2 separate regions of the Mus musculus genome follow, and region 1 is linked to region 2. Evidence: chromatin loops called from intact Hi-C (ENCODE). Cell type or tissue: left cerebral cortex. All regions are shown on one strand.

Region 1 (8,000 bases), 410 kb after region 2:
CGCCTCCTCACATGGCTCAGGGTCACATTCACTCTGGGCTCTCCCAGATGTCTCTGACTTTGGGAGATGCTGTCTCCCATATAAAAGGGCCATGCTGTCCCTTTAATCTACAATAAACCTTCTCCTCCATACCTAGAAGCAGTCATGTTCTTTCCTTTTTGTTTCTCTTTTTCATTCATCTGGTGCCAAACCCCGAGACCAGTCATGTTCCTTTTCCTTTTTTATTTCTTGTTTTCATTCAGTAGCAAAGTCAGGAATTCTGCTGTGGCCTACAGACCTGCAACCCACTGAGAGGCAGGCTCAAGGGACCACAGAGGAAAACAGAACCAGTGTTACCTTTCTTGTAGGGACATTTCTTTGCCGGCCTCTGCTCCTCCAGGAGTCTATAAATTCTAAGAGGCCTTCCCCAGCCTCCCTCTTGACAAAACCGTATTCAAAATCCCAGGGAAGGGTTTTGATCAGCCGCGGTGGCTCAAGCAACCAGGTAGTGCTCAACAGCAAGGACACATGGAGCTGTTCAGTGTGACTCAGGTGCCCTCTCATAGAGTAGGCACATCCAGGGTAGGAAGTACTGTCAGACTGGGGTTCACTACTTACCCCAGGGGGTCAGGGTTGGGGGAAGCTCATCTCACCTATCACAGGGCCCTGTGATCAGACAGAGCGGGGCTATCCACTCTGTTTTCCCAGCACGGGAATGGGGCTGGGGTGAGATCAGGCCGGGAGGAGGACCTGAGAGAATGAACTGGCCCCTTGCTGGTGCCTGCACGGCTGGGAACTGATGCTCCGCCTCCTTTGCTGCATGGGTGTCCCTATGGCTTGGGCTGACTTCCCTCATGATTGGATGGCATGCCTAGGATGCTGATGCGGTGGGAAAGGTCCTCTGGAGGTGTTCTGATCCAGTCGGGCTGGGTCTTGCCTGGGAATCTGGATTCTTACCACATGTTCTAGAACATCAGTGTTCACAGCCTGGGGAACACTGGTTTCAGCAAGGAGAGCGAGCCTTTTATGTGGTCTGAACATGACCAGAGGAGTGGATATCCACAGTGAAAGAATAGGCATGAGAAAGTGGCTAACACCGGCTTTGAACCTTGTCTGCACATTCCGAATACATGGGGAGCTCTTCAGCTGCCTGTCGTCCAGGCAGGAGGACGTGTCTGCCCCTGACTCCATCAGGCAGCTGGAGCTGAGCCACCAGTTTTGGGAGGTGGGGAGGATCATTTTCATTCTGTCTGTATTCTCGCGTCCAGACCTTGTCCTTCCCACAGCCCAGAAGAGAAAAAGCCTTGACTGCCTCCTGGTCCTGTCCTGGCTGATTGGACCAACGGTAGACACTTGACCTAATCCTGGCCTGACAGCTCCCTCTGGGAGTCTACAGCTAAACAGGGAAGCTGGTGAGTTGTCCCTGAGGGCTGGGGAAGCTGAGGCTGCCATCTCTGGGCAACAAGCTCAGTCATGCATCCCCCTGACAGGACATCTGAGCAAGCCACCTCTACAGAGAGGGACAGGTGGCTCTGTGCAGTCACAAGCTGAGCCGAAGGGAAAGAGGAAACACTCCCTTGTCCCTGTTCGCCACACTGGCCTAGGCTTCCCCAGCGTCTGTTCAACAGGAACACCCTCTCACTGTCCCCCCACTCCCCCCCCCCCGCTCCCCCAGTCAAATGGGCTGTTCTAGCAGTCAAGTATTAAGGGAACACAGACAGCCCTGGTAGTTAACACATGAGTGGCCCAGGGCTCTTACTCCATTTCCTGAAGGGCAGTGGCTGGCACCTACTGGGCACATCTCACAAGCTTGGTACTTTTCCTGGACATGGTATCCAAGTTTGCCAACAGTCCCTGAAGGGAGAGCCATGATCTTCATTTCTTTTTCTTTTTTGCTGAGAAGAGCAGTAATGTGCCTCAGGGTGCCTGCAGATTATCGCAGAGCAGAGCAGAGGCTTAAGCTGGTGGCAGATCGCTTCCGACCGATCTCACCAGAAGCCAATTATGTAAAGCAGGGCTGAGGGCAGGTCCTGCTGTGATAAAGGAGTGGGGGGCTGCTGCTTGCCTGCCCCCTAGAGTGAGATGGGACAGGAGAGCAGGGGCGGGGGACTGAGCATTGGGGACTTTGGGCCTGTGTCCCAGGAAGGTAGCAGCAGTAGAGGAAAGAGGTGCTGCACAGTCTTGGGACCTGGGAGTTATGGCCCCTTCCATTGATTGTGGTTTCCAATCAATAGCTGATTGACAGGGCGCAGAGTACTTTGTGACTCACAGCTGCTCCTATCCTACCCTGTGATTTCTCACAATGCTTGATACTCATCTCTTCCTTAACAGGGTGAGACACACACACATACACACACACACACACACACACACACACACACAGAGAGAGAGAGAGAGAGAGAGAGAGAGAGAGAGAGAGAGAGAGAGAGAGAACCAGAGGTCAACTTTGTCATTCCTCAGGAGCCATGACCTTGTTTTTTGAGACTCTCTCTAGTCAGTGAAGGACTCAGCCTGTCTCTGCTTCCGTAGCCCCGGGTTCCAAGTGTGTCATTGCTTGAGGGTTTTTGTGGGGGGTTCTGGGGATTAAAAGCAGGACCTTATGGTTGCATAGCAAGTACTTTACCAACTGAACTATTTCCCAGCCTTCTCCCTGCAGTTTCCAATGTTTCCCATGAACCGCGGGTTTGCTCCCACCCTCCCCACCCTGCCCTCTAAGCTTCCTAAGGTAGGGTCCTGCTCATCACGTTCTTCCTACTACAACCCGTGCCTCTCAGTGACTTGTAGAAGTAGGTACTCGATGGGGGAAGTTCTAGATCAAACAACATCCCATTTCCAAGTGGGGAAAACCCAGGGAACACACAGGAATGACAGCTGAGTTGAGCTAGTACCTGACTCTATGGACCGCCCAGGGTGTGTAGAGGCATACACTGTCCTGGGACAGTGTACAAATCCAGATTGAATTAGGATGGGAAGGTCTAAAGCCTCATCCTGTAGCCAGTGCCTTTGGAGGTGGAGAACAACTCCCCTTCTGGTGGGAGCAGGTGAATCTTCCTAGAGCTGAAAGCAATGGGCCGTGAAATAGAGAATGTGCTCGCATGCAGAGCCCTGCCTAAGAGCCTGGGAGAGACCGTGCTTAATTTCAATGTAAGCACCCAGTAGGAAAATGACAATCAGGACTGCTAATTTCACCCCAATGGGACAAAATTCGTTTTGGGGTAGGGCACCTGGTGTTGGTAAAGCTCTGACTGTGTGGTGGGGACGAACCTTCCTCCTGGGCCCATGAGGCTCTGGCTTTAGTGGCCCATGATTGTTCTGCATGTTTCGAACAACGACTGGGCACTGAAAGCTGTGGAGATCTGCATGAATCATAACAGTAGGGCACACATTTATTGGCCACTTATTCTGTGCCAGACCCAGTTCTAAGGGCCTCCAAGGCACGATCTAATTCACTCCTCACAAGCTGAATGGGCAGCTTGCCACAGTTGCACAGCTGGCTGGTGGTAGAGCCAAGATTTGGACCCAGCTCTCTTGGCTGCAGACTCTGTGCTCTTAAGCCCCTATACTCAACCCAACGTCCCGATATGCTATATTTCAATGGTAAAAAGTTCAGCGTCTAGTCTTACCTGATCCCCATGTTGGCAAACCCAAAGTTAGAGGATTCATTTGTGGAAGGGCCTAGACCACGAACTGAAGTTTGCCATAAGAAGTTGTGTGTGTGTGTGTGTGTGTGTGTGTGTGTGTGTGTGTATGCATAGGTACATGTAGTCAGGGGAGAGTCAGCCAACTATGGCTTCTCTGGCCAATATGCTCACCCAAGCCCATCTAGAAAGATCAATCAGCACCATCATGGTTCATTTTCGTCTGGGTGCTCCTGAGCCATCGTTATCACTCTAGCCCCAAGTCTCTCAACCTTTAAAGAACAAGGGCCAAAGCACACAGGTCCCCAAGGAAGTATATGGATGTGGTTCCCATGACCATGCCCCCTCCCCAGTCCCTCGTAGCATAGCTAGATAGTTCAGGCTGGTTGCCTAGGATACAGTGCTTGGAACGCCCTCATTGAGGGTGAGGATGAGGAGGCTCTAGGCTGAGGCTACCATGTATGTAAATGTTACATTCAGCCTCACATGTGCGTGTGCATGTGCATATGCGTGTGCGTGTGAGCACGTATGCGTGTGTGTGTAAGGTTTTGTGTGGATGTAATCTGCTGTCCTGTCAGTGTGGGAGAATGGGAGGGGGTGCTGTACAGATGTTGAGTGCTTTGGGGTGGGTGTGTGAGCTTACTGGGGTGGGGTGTCTGTGTGTGCAGAGGTGTGCATACTCACTTTGGACTCTTTGGCCTCCAGGACTTTCCTCCTTCAGCTGTGAGATGTGTCACAAGAGCACACAACAACTCACCATTGCCCCTGGAGTGCTCTCGCCAACATTCTGCCTCAGCCTCCCTGGCCATCATCCTGTACCTGGCTTCTCTCCATGGAAACAGCATCCACCCAGAGGAGGGAGGCTTCTGTCCAACCCAGGGAGATCTAGCAAGCAAGGCGGAGCTTTCAAGTACATCTTCTTTTTAAATCAGGGCACTCAGAGATTCTGGGTCACTTTGAAAAATCTGCTATCTGTTTTTGATCCCCTCATACTGTACCCCAGCCTACCCTGCTGATGGGACTTTGGACTTCCTAGCTATCTGGATGAGAAGTCTCAGGGCGCTCTGCACAGAGCAGCATTTGAGGCAGTGTGGGAAATGGGCCAGAAGGGACACCAAGGCTGGGGAGGTGGAGGGGCCATAGCTCCCAGTTGTCCCAGGTGACTATCAGGGTAGCATGCCACCTTGAAGATGGGGATTAACGGGGCCAAGCACATGCCTGGGGAGGTTGTGATTGTTGCTTTCGTTGTCATGGGCAGGCCAGGCTGGAGCATGATGGGAAGCTGGAAACAGATAGAAGGCCCAGATGGTGTTGGCTTCTCCTAGGCTCTTGGGAAAGATAGGACCAGAGATACTTAGCAAGGTCACCCCCAAAGCATGTCCAGGTCTAGTGCTGGACCATGGACAGGTCCCAGCCCGCTCTGCCTCGCAGCACTGGGTGCTGCTGTGGATGCTGCTCTAAGTTTCCATTCAGCCGTGTTCCTTGTGTCCTTGGAGTGTCCCTTATGAAGCCGGGGAGCTGGCAGGTAATGGAGGGCCAGGCTTTACTGTGCCCATGCCTCTCTTTACGACGCCATATTTTTTTAACGACCTATGTAAATGTCTGCGAGTCAGAACAAAGTCAGGGCCTCCGGCTGCCCCCTCCCCCACTCGCCTGACCTTGTGCGTCCCAGGGGAAAGTTTTCTGAGGGCTGTGGCAGTGGTGGTAGCCTCTTTCGTGTGGCCACTTCCTGGTTCAGCTTGAGTCAGAGCAGGGACTATGGCTGACGACTTATTTTGGGACCTTGTGCCTGTCACCTCTCTTCCTGCTCCTCATCTACACAATGGAATGCAGAGCGCTTAGCACTTTCTGAAGCATCATGGTGCCGCTACACAGCCCTGGGCAGTGGTTGGGCCCTGCCCAGGGTTTCTTGTTGTCAAAACAGGTAGACCACTGCTTTAGTGCTGATCAGCCCTGGGCTCAGTGCAGTGGGCAAGGGATGGTCTCAGAGACGACCCCTGTCCCTGCTCCTCCCTGGCCTGCTCTTCCTTTGGCTTCATCTTCTTGTACCCGGGATATTCTGCAACACCACTCTCAGGAAGGTGTCTCCACAGCACAGGGGGGTTGGGGAGCAAGGATGAAGTTGATGAGCAGAGAACCAGGCATGGTCACTGCTGATGTCCTGGTTGAGGTGGTGGCTGGACTCAAAGGAGCTGAGGGAAGAGAGAGCCTGGGATTGTGCCAGGGCAGCCAGAGACCCAGTCTCTGGGTCACCAGAGGCCTCTCCAGCCTTCCCTTTGTAGTAACAGCCAGAGTTGTGAATGCAGATTATACCATAACAGGAGGACATAAATCCCTTTGCAGGCCGAGCAACCGAACTCCTAGGGGGAGCTCTGACCACCTAGGACTGCACTGCATGGCCACTGTGTCCCCAGCTCCTAATAGATGCCAAGGCCAGATTACCAGGCCTTTAGCACAGCTGCTAAACCTCCTTGTATTCTGATTAGATTTCTAGACTCTACTGAGGTGCCAGGGTGGCCTGGGAGGGTTGACTGGCATACATCGTGACCATGGGCATTGACATTCACTCTGCTCACCTACCTACACCATAGTGTGCCCGCCACCAGCACCTCATTCATCCGTGAAAGAGAGACTGCAGGAGGTAGTGTAGCTTCGTCCACTTTCACGGATGAGAAGCCTGAGTTGAGAGTGGTTGAGAATGAGTTCTGGCTTTCAAACCTACCTGGAGATGGGCCTCGCTGTCCTCTCTACCTCCTGACTCTCCAGATTTGCCTCTCACAGGGAATATGTTATCTTCAGAGTGGGATTAAAGAAGAGAATTCAGGAATGGCTTGTAGCCTATCTGTCAGCACCACCCCTGATAAACTGCAGCTGACAGAATTACTGCCCCTGCCTCTGCTGCAGCCTGCCACAGAAAGGATATTGTGGGGACCAGGGGACAGCAAAGCCAGACTGTCTCAGGAGTCCCCTACTCCTGAGAAAACTCTAGAGGCCTGTATGTATATCAACGGATGCCTCCTCCAAGGACAGAGGGACTATAGATGTTCCCACAGAGCAGCGGTTCTCTCTGTAGGTCAGTGACCCCTTTAACAAACCTCTATCTCCAAAAGTATTTCCATTACAATCCATAACAGTAGTAAAATTACAGTTATGAATTAGCAATGAAATGAATGCTATGGTTAGGGGTCAGCACAACATGAGGGACTGTGTTACAGGGTGGCAGCGTTAGGAAGGTTGAGAACCACCTCTGTAGAGGGTGACTTCCTGGGGTCTGTGGCCACTTCCTGTCTTGCTTGCCTCCAGTATGAGCAGGCAGTTTCTCCTGGCAGGTGTCAGACTCTCCTCAACTTGAAGCTGAGGAGCCAGTGATGTGCTTAGACAACAGAAGGCGCCCAGATGTTCTTATGGAACATTCTGGCTCAGGCCTCCAATGCTTGACGGCTTGTTACACTGCTGTAGAGGTGAGCCTCCAGGATGTTATGCTAGTCCGAACAGACTGTGTGGAAACAGAGACCAGCCTTCCCCAGCCTTCCCACCCTCCCCTGATAAGGCAGCAGACACCGTTAGAAGCAGCTACCTTGAATCTTTTTAGCTCCCGTCACATCTCCCTGATAGACAAACATCCCACAGGACAGAGATAGGCTGCTGTCTTCCCCAAACTCTGCACCAATTCCAGAATGGAGAGTATCATAAATGGTTGTGCTTCCAAACCACTAAGTTTTGGGAGTAGCAAAATTCTATCCCGCCCCCACCCCCTCAGTCCCTTCTGTGACACACTGGGAAGGAGTCCGGCTGGGGATTTCCTAAGGGGGATTGGAGTTAGGGAGTGACTTTCAGTCCAGTATGGACTGTTATTGCAGGAGGATACTCACCCTCTGGTGGGTCTGTGCTGTCCTTGGTTTTGTTGGTTTTATAAGGCCACAGGCTGGCCTTGAACTCATGACATTGTTGAGGGTGACCTTGAACTCTAGATCTTCCAGCCTCTACTCCTGGGATTACAGGTGTGTACCACTACACTTATTTGTGGTACTGGGGATTAAACCTTGTGCATGCTACATAAACATTCTCCCAAGTGAACTACACCCCCTACCTTTGTCCTTGTCTTGTGCCACATGAACCCTGACATCAGCCAAAGGTCTACTCTGCTTTCTTCCCTTTGTTGCCTGTGGCCCCTTCTCATCAATACTCATACGAGTGGCCCTGTCCTTCAGGGCCCTGGGCTGTTCTACCATAAGCAGGGAGACAGATACCATGTCTGCTCTCACTTGCCCATGTACTTAGGCCTCCAGGAACCATGGGGCCGAGGTAACCCAGATTGGCTTCTAACTGACCCCATTTGGAGACCCAGGACTTCTGGGTCTCGCACCAGGTCCTGCAAAATCT
Region 2 (8,000 bases):
TCCTGTTTAATTGCCCAGACATAAGCTTAACAGTCACTAGTGCTGGGCACCAGCCCTAAAATGAGCGCTGTCCATTTGATAGATGATGGGATGCCAGCAATATGATCTTCATTTAAAAGGAGTCAGAGTCTGGGACATGGGCAGCTGACAATACATTAGTGGAGGGTCATTTCTGAATGGGGACCAGGCAGGTCAGCTCTAATCTCCCAACTGTCTAGCCAAGCTGACATCTGACTGGAAATGCTACTCAAATGCTGTTAAGGCATGCCATCCTAACGCCGCCTTAGTTTTTCATTTCTCTCACTTCCAGGAAGGTTAAACTTGGATTTTCCCGACTTGTCTACCCTGCCTCCTGGTAGCTTATGTTCATAATAATTTACATGGGCTCTTTATAACTCAGGATTTTAAGGCTGTGACTGCTGTGTTTGTTCAAAAAGCTTTCCTGGTTATTTACTTTTCAATTTGCTTTCTAATGTTTTCAGTGGGCAGAGGTTTATCATCTTTAGTCAAAGCCATTGATCTCCTTTCAGATGCCTCCCACTGCCTTTTAGCTTAGAAAAATCCTTTTTTGACACGAGATGAAACGCATATTGACTTAAAATTCTTTATAGTTCTTAGGGACTCTTTTCTTCTTTTCTTTCCTCAGTGGTGTGATGTGATTGGGTTTGTATGGGTCTACAGTATGCAGACTAATTATTGTCTGAACAGCCACATAGTTGTAAAGAGCATATTGGACACTTTCTTGCCTATATTTAGTTTTGGCGGACCCTTCACTCTAGGTCACCTATGCTGTTATGCATGTTCTGTCCTTCCACACGCATGTGCTGGCTAGTTTTATGTCAACGTGACACACGATACAGTCATCTGAGACGTGGGAGCCTCAATTGAGAAAATGCTTTCATAATATTGGCCCTCAGGCAGGCTCATAGGGCATTTTCTTAATTAATGATTGGTATGGGAGGGCCCAGCTCATTGTAGGTGGGGCCACCCCTAGGCTGGTGGTGCTGCATTCTATAAGAAAACAGGCTGGCTAGCCATGGGGAGCAAGCCAGTAAGTGACACTCCTCATGGCTTCTGCATCAGCTCCTGACTTCAGGTTCCTGCCCACTTGAGTCCCTGCTCTCATTGCTTTAGATGATGAACTGATACACGGAACTGTGAGTCAGATAAACCCTTTCCTCCCCAAGTTGCTTTTGGTCATAGTGAGTCACCACAGCAACAGTCACCTTGGCTAAGACACCGTTCCCTAGGGTTTTATTCATCAAACCATTTCTAATGAGTCTCTTCACTTCCACACAATTCCTAAGAATCGTCTACTCACTCTTCCAAGCGACTTGGAGAACCATTTTGTAATTCCTACTCCTAGCAAAAATCTGATATTCTAAATCCAAATTTCATGGAGATACTTGAGAGAAAATCTACTGGCTTGTCTCTGCAGTTCTCATGCTGTAGCTCTCAAAAGGTTTCTCGTTCTTCATATTTTATTTCTTCATGTCCAACTTTTGAATTTCATTTTAAAAAATGGTGCTAGGAATCAAATACAGGGCCTTGAACATGCCAGGTAAGTGCTGTGCCCAGAGCTGTTTTTCCAGCCCCTCCGATTTAACTGTTCAGCCATCAGTCAGTTTGCGACTGAATGCCCAGAGTAGAAATGTTAATAAAATTCTTATGTTGTATACATATTACTATTTGTAGCGAGAAAGCTGCCTTTCAAGAGGCCTGCCATACTGTCAGTGAGCAAAGCAGTAGGCAGAATCCTGGCCATAGAAAAGTATTACTGTTTTGTAAGTAGAACCCTACAAAGGTGTAAGGGTCAGTGTGTGTGTGTGTGTTATAGTTAGGTAAACATGGAGATACAGGATGATAGTTTTACAGTTTTTTTTAAAATTAATTCATTTATTATATGTAAGTACACTGTAGTTGTCTTCAGACACTCCAGAAGAGGGCATCAGATCTCGTTACGGATGGTTGTGAGCCATCACGTGGTTGATGGGATTTGAACTCAGGATCTCTGGAAGAGCAGTCAGTGCTCTTAACCGCTGAGCCATCTCTCCAGTGGTAGTTTTATAGTCTTAATTGATGTCCATGTCTATGCAGGAAATGGAAGGGTTGTGTTTGTGTGTGTGTGGGGGGGGGGGGGGGCAGATTACCCTATAACTACAGAAAGGAAAAACAGAACAGTTGGCTACCAGTTTTCTCCTTAGTTGTTACTTTGGTACAGAAACTAGGGGGAACTGAAAGCAATGGATTCCTTCTGGATTAATGATTAGGGTTTCTTACAAAATAAGGCACTTCCCACCTGTGGGGTAGCTGTGTGCCTGGTGCCTGGCTGGCCACAGTTCAGTTGGGCTCTCTGCATTTACCTCTTCCTTCCCTCTCTCTCTGCCATGCCAAGGAGCCTTGGTTGCCAGTGCATCACCGTGAATACCTATCCATTGGAACAAAACCAGGCTACAAGATAAAGGCTTATAATACACTGGTTAGCAAGTTGGCCAAGCTTTGACCCTGTCGGAGTTGGGATCAGCACATGGCACCAATAAGCAGAAAACTGAAAACAAACCGAAAAGTTTCCTTTAAGCCTCTCCAATGCCCTCAGGGCACCTTCCCCGTTCTCCTAGTTTTTCCTGTTCTGGTGTCCTGGAGGCACAGCTGGCAGCAGCGAGGTGGATGAGAAAGCTCCACACACAAGATCGTGCAGCTTTCGGTTCAAATCACTGTTAACAATGCAAAGGGGCGAATCTCTCATCTGAGAAATGATGGAACCGTCATATGGGTGGTTGGGAACACATCAATCCAGCAGGCTGTGTGTGTGTGTGCACCTGCATGAAACTGTTAATTCTGAGGTGCAGGTTGGGGCTCTTTGGAACAGTGTACCTCTGTATATTGTTCTTGGAAGTGGCTACTTGTCCTGTCTTTGGGAGGCCAAAGAGGAAGAAGAGTCTGTGAGAGAAGCCAAGCTCAGACCCTCCTGCTATGGAGGGAGAGGTGCCCACGGCCAGACTCTGTGCTAGCATCAGGTGGCATCTGTGGTACCAGGCAGGTTAAGACTGGGGAGAGATGATCCTCTATGGCTGCTGGAGTCTGAATGGATCAAAATGGGAGTGGGGGTGGGGTTGGATTTGCGGTTCAAGAGCTGGGGTGCGGGAGGAAAGGGAGAAGAGAGAACAGGAGACAAAAGGGCAGAAAGCAGGTTTGAAGACACGGAGGGAGAAGTTAGACATCCATGTCCTACACTTCCAGACAGTGGGGCAAAGAAAGTGAGCGCGATCATGGATCTCCTGGAGCTGGACTTACAGGTGCTTGTGATCCAACTAACATGGGAGCCACATCTGGGTCCTTTTCAAGAGTAAATGCTCTTAACCCATATTCATCTCTCCAGCACTGCCTGGAGGTTTTGGCTCTCCCTTTGATTCTGGCTCAAGCCTGGATTAGCAGTGGGTGGTGGGGACTGACATATAGGAGGCCCCTGTACTGTGCCCTGCCTCCACAGGTGAATTTCCTTCCTCTCTAGAGGTTCCTAGATGCTTTGCTTATAGATTTCCCAGAGGCCTCCAGTTTTGCTATTTTAAAAGATAAATGTTATTCTCATTGTGTTATAGCCATGTTATCCTGAAGCTTTTATTTTAAAATTATGTGCTATATATGTCTGTGTGTGTGGGCACTGGGAGATGGAGTTCCAGGCAGTTGTGAACTACCTGACATGGGCACTGGGTACCTAACTCTGGTCCCGCACAAGAACAATATGAACAGTGTTAACTGGAGATCATTCTTCACTCTGGGGTCATTTTTTCATTCCTGATCCCCTGGTTCTTAGGCGGAGACTAAAGGTCCCCATGCTTTCCAGCAGCTTTCAGAGGCTTCAGTGGCTTCCAGAGGACACAGGAACCATCAATTACTGGACTGAGGGTACACATAGAGAGGGTTATCTGGTACTGAAATCCCTGTCATACTCAGACAACCTGTTTGCTCTTAAAAGTGTTTTGCACATTTGAGTTGGAGCTTAGCAACCAGCCCCTCTTCAAGCCTTGCCCAGTGTGAAATTCAATTTTTAAGTTTTAGCCATAATTGCTGTGAGCTGCCTTTAATGACAACTTGTGATCTGCCAACTGCTGCTCTTGGCTCCTAAGGTGCTAATGAAACTCCTTCCCTGGAGGAATGCAGTCTCACTTAGAGGGAAGCCTCCTGGTTGGGCTGGGGAGAGCGCACATGTAGGGGTGGCAGGGCTGCAGAGACTTGCGTATTCCAGGTAGGAAAGAAATCAGCTTCCCCATAGCATGGGTTGAAAAGTGACTCTGCAGGAATGCTGATGACAAGGGTCCATCTCCTCTAGCTGACCCTTGTCTCCCTAAACTCAGGTTAAGCCAACCATGACTGGCCTACACCTCCAGAGCCCATAATCTTTTAAGTCCCCAGAGTGGCTACTCATATAGCACTAGTGTTGGGCAGTTACACAATCATCGTACCACATTCTCTGTGACCTACACTGCTCAAGCCCAGGCTGTATGCAAAGCCTGGGCAACATCTGGTCAGTTTGTTAACTCTTCCTCCTGGATGCAGGAAACACGCTTAGAGTACACATTCATATGGAGTTTGTACCTCAGCAACATAAAACCCAAGCCTGGAAACTACCTTTCTGAGAGAACTTAAGAAAAATGTTAGCAGCATTTTTCACTGCTCACTGCCGTCTTTTTGCCTAAACCAGATGGGCTCCTTTTTTGTTACCTGTCGGCTGCCTCTGGAAGGATGTCTCCTGTGACAAATGTACCTTAAGGGCAGGCCTGATTTTGTAGATGATGGTGTACAGGCTTGTCTCCGCAGCCTGACTTCCTGCTGGAGGAGTCAGTTAAATCAGCTGCCGCCAAGCCTCTCTAACCAGGCAGTCTGCAGTGTCTGGACACCAGGGGGCGATCTTACCCAGCAAACCTGAGGAGTTAGCCACTTGCTCTTGGAGCCCCCCTTTTCTCAAATTACAGAGGCACTGAAGAGAAAAGAGTCTGTCGGTAAGAAATGGAGTCCAGAGGGCAGAGGGCATGCTGGCGAAAAGCTACCTACTGTAGCCTGTTTTAAGAACAGGAAGGCATCTTGGGAATGAATACGAGAGCTGCATCTACAGTTAGACCCACGCCAGCACGCCTCTATGGACAAGCCACCGGAAGGACATGCACTTCAAGTCTGGTTTTTAGTGTATATTAAACAGAATTTATTTACACAGTAACGTGAGGCCACAGAATACACAGCAAAGTACCACAGCAAACCAAAGGGAGGCGCCACTGGTGACACAGGGACCTGTTATTGATTCATACAATTGTAAAAATACGAGAGGAGATGGGTAAAGGGCCGAAGGAAGAGAAACAAGATTTCCCAAAGCAGAATGAGGGCAGTGCCATGGAGAATTAGTGATATTAGAATAAGGACTGTCATGATTCAATTCACTGAGACAGGTGACATCTTGCTTCTGCCTCCACCTCCCAACAAAATGCCCTCTGTGTCATGAACAGAAAACCCAGCCCAGTGTCTATACACACCGCTCTCCAGAACTGGTCAGGGATGGGAAATAAGGAAGGAACAACTTGAGTAGGCTTCCTGAAGCTGTGTGGTTTAATCTTTCAACAACACTACATTGAAGCCATAGGGCTGGCTCGACATTCAAGTTACCAAGAGTGCAGACACACAGACTTGCCACAAACCAACAGGCAAAGTGGATTTTCTGTACCACAACAATGTTCATAGCAAAATATATAACTCTGCGATTCTGCTGGGTTAAAAAAAAATCCCAACCTCTTTTGATTCCCTGAAACTTTCTTGATTTAAAAAACCATGGGATGGGTGAGATGGGATGGGAAGCAGGGACAGGGACAGACATAGAGGCTGCTGAAGGGGGAATGTATAAAGGACGCTCAGAATGCAGACCCCTGTGGCCCATCTGCATGGGCAAAACGTCCAGTGGCAGCTGATGCAGAAGTCTCTAATTTAAAACAGCTGCAGGGGTAGGTGTGTAACAGCTGTATAGCACCTTAGACAGTCTGGGTACTTACATGTTAGATGATGGGGATGCTGAGTGAGAGTCATTTTTGTGGGGAGGTTCATAAAATGGTACAGTGGGTTAAGAAAATTTCCCAAGAGTTCTTTAAACAAATCTCTTGACAGCACCTCTTTTTAGGAAAAAAAAAAATCACCATAAACCCAAGCTTTGATATTACAGATGCGGTGCTCCCGTGCATAAGGTCTGGCACTAGCCAGGTGTGGTGAGAGTGCGCCGGTTAAAAGCTCCTTCTTAAGATAGCAGAGAATTTTTTTTTTTTTGCCATCTGCTCTGGCTGCTGCCGCTCCCTACACCTTTTCTTCTGACGTACAAACGGCCTGCGTGAAACTAACTAACAGAGAACCCTTCTTTTTATTTTATTTTACTGGTTTGGGGATGGACTTACCCGTTGAACACCTTGACCATGGAATGTTTGCAAACCCTTCCTCTGGCATCTGTCACAGCTCACCCCGTCATCTGAGAAGCAGCAGGATGAGGAAGGCTTGTTTTCTTTGGTATAACCTGTCTAGGGTCCTGCATTATGGCTCTTCTGACTTCCCTTGGGGCATTGGCTTTGGTCCATGGCGTCCCCACCTGTGCACCGCTGTGAGCATGAGCGGATGGACTTCGGTGCACTTGGGTTTGTCTCAGCGCAGCACTTTGGGTCTCTCAGAAAATGAGCTTCAATGAGGTAAATCTAATAACCCAGTTTTATGGGCAGCCATTCTGTTTAGTTACGAGGCTGGACCAGAATCCCAATCCTTATCCACTAGTGAGAGAAATAACAAGCATGCCAGAGCTGGCCCAGAGAGCCGAGTTCTGTCCTGTTTCCCACTGTGTGGATGCTTTATAAGCCTAGAATTACTTAGAATATAATGAAGCTTCCTAAATCCATCCCAGTTTCTGAGACTAGCCTGCATCTTTTCAGATCACTCTAGGTAAAGGCTTTGGGAAATCCTCACTGTAGGTTACCAGCTAATATTTGCTGATTTCCCAATACTGGATAAATCAAACTTGGAAAGCTTGCATGACCCACTACTGAGTGGGCTTCAAGATTGTGCATGGGGATTTTGATGGCTGAGGCTTTGCTCCTAGAGGCATGGCTTCCCAGAGCTTTAGAGTCCCATCTTCATGAACACCCTGAGCTCAGAGGCAGAAAAGGCTCCTCTAGCATGACGAAGGAAGGCTGCGCTGACTAGTTCTTGAGGGTTTCTCCTTGGCCCTCAGCACCAGCGGTGAGGGGCACTCACTCCCCCATGACCTTATCCAGTCCATGTCCTGAGAACAACCCCTGAAGCCCTCTGCTATCCGTGTGCCTTCCAATCTAACTCGGCCCTGGGGTTGGTGATTTTCAGGAACTTCATGGCCTACTCCACATGTCTATTTGATTGTTCATTTGCTCATCAGCTGCTGTCCTTTATGGTGATCTTTTGCACACTACGTGGTTGCATGCATTCCCCAAGAGCTGTCTGGGGCACGGGGGGCTATTCTCTCCATGGCTAGGTTACTATGCTAACAAGGCACTCTGAGGGACAGCGATTCTTGCTCTTGCCTGCTCTCGCCACAGTCCTGTTTCTCTAGCACCTACATGTGCCGAGAGAGAGACTGTCCATGTGGCTTAAGGGAAAGTTCCAGTGGGGCTTAGTTGTTCAAACTCTCAACAGAAATGGAAGAATCTATGGCATAGACTTTAATAGAAAAGAAAAAAAGAATCCAGTCAATACAGATGTTACTTGTGAAAACTTCAAGTGCTATACTAGTAACACTCCCAAATTCATAATATATGTATATATAAAATGTGTGTGTGTGGCTGCAGAGGGGAGGGTTTCCTTCCAGTTAGTGAGTGAATCTAAATGGAAACGTGCAGTGGCTATGACAATGTTATATGGACTGAATTTCGTTATTTTGAGAAATGCTCAGAGGACCACCTGATGGACTTCTTGCCTAGAGATGTAGTTCTTGTCTCTGCTCTGACCTA

Evidence for each region. Hi-C counts contacts between places; a loop is a spot of excess contacts. Peaks named below come from ENCODE experiments on the same cell type or tissue, not always from the same donor. Only the 100,000 strongest peaks of a DNase experiment are listed, where the experiment ranks them.
Region 1: a loop joins it to region 2, with 3 times the contacts of the local background. A loop is called at or near these places in 5 of 42 quality-filtered maps.

What each region holds. Positions count from the first base shown.
Region 1 is chr9:56,607,695-56,615,694 of GRCm38, forward strand. Gm26868 (a long non-coding RNA gene) reads left to right here. Exons shown (of 3, transcript XR_001779179.2): 2 at 4,323-4,527. Among named protein-coding and RNA genes, the nearest start is that of Gm26868, 5.0 kb to the left of the region's middle. In left cerebral cortex, no CTCF peak of the experiment used is centred here; DNase peaks (open chromatin) are centred at 3,443, 4,535, 4,961, 5,302 and 1 more place.
Region 2 is chr9:56,195,950-56,203,949 of GRCm38, forward strand. It overlaps Peak1 (pseudopodium-enriched atypical kinase 1), which reads right to left. Exons shown (of 7, transcript NM_172924.3): 7 at 5,177-8,000. Among named protein-coding and RNA genes, the nearest start is that of Tspan3, 39 kb to the left of the region's middle. In left cerebral cortex, a CTCF peak has its summit at 4,897 (motif pointing right); a DNase peak (open chromatin) is centred at 4,897.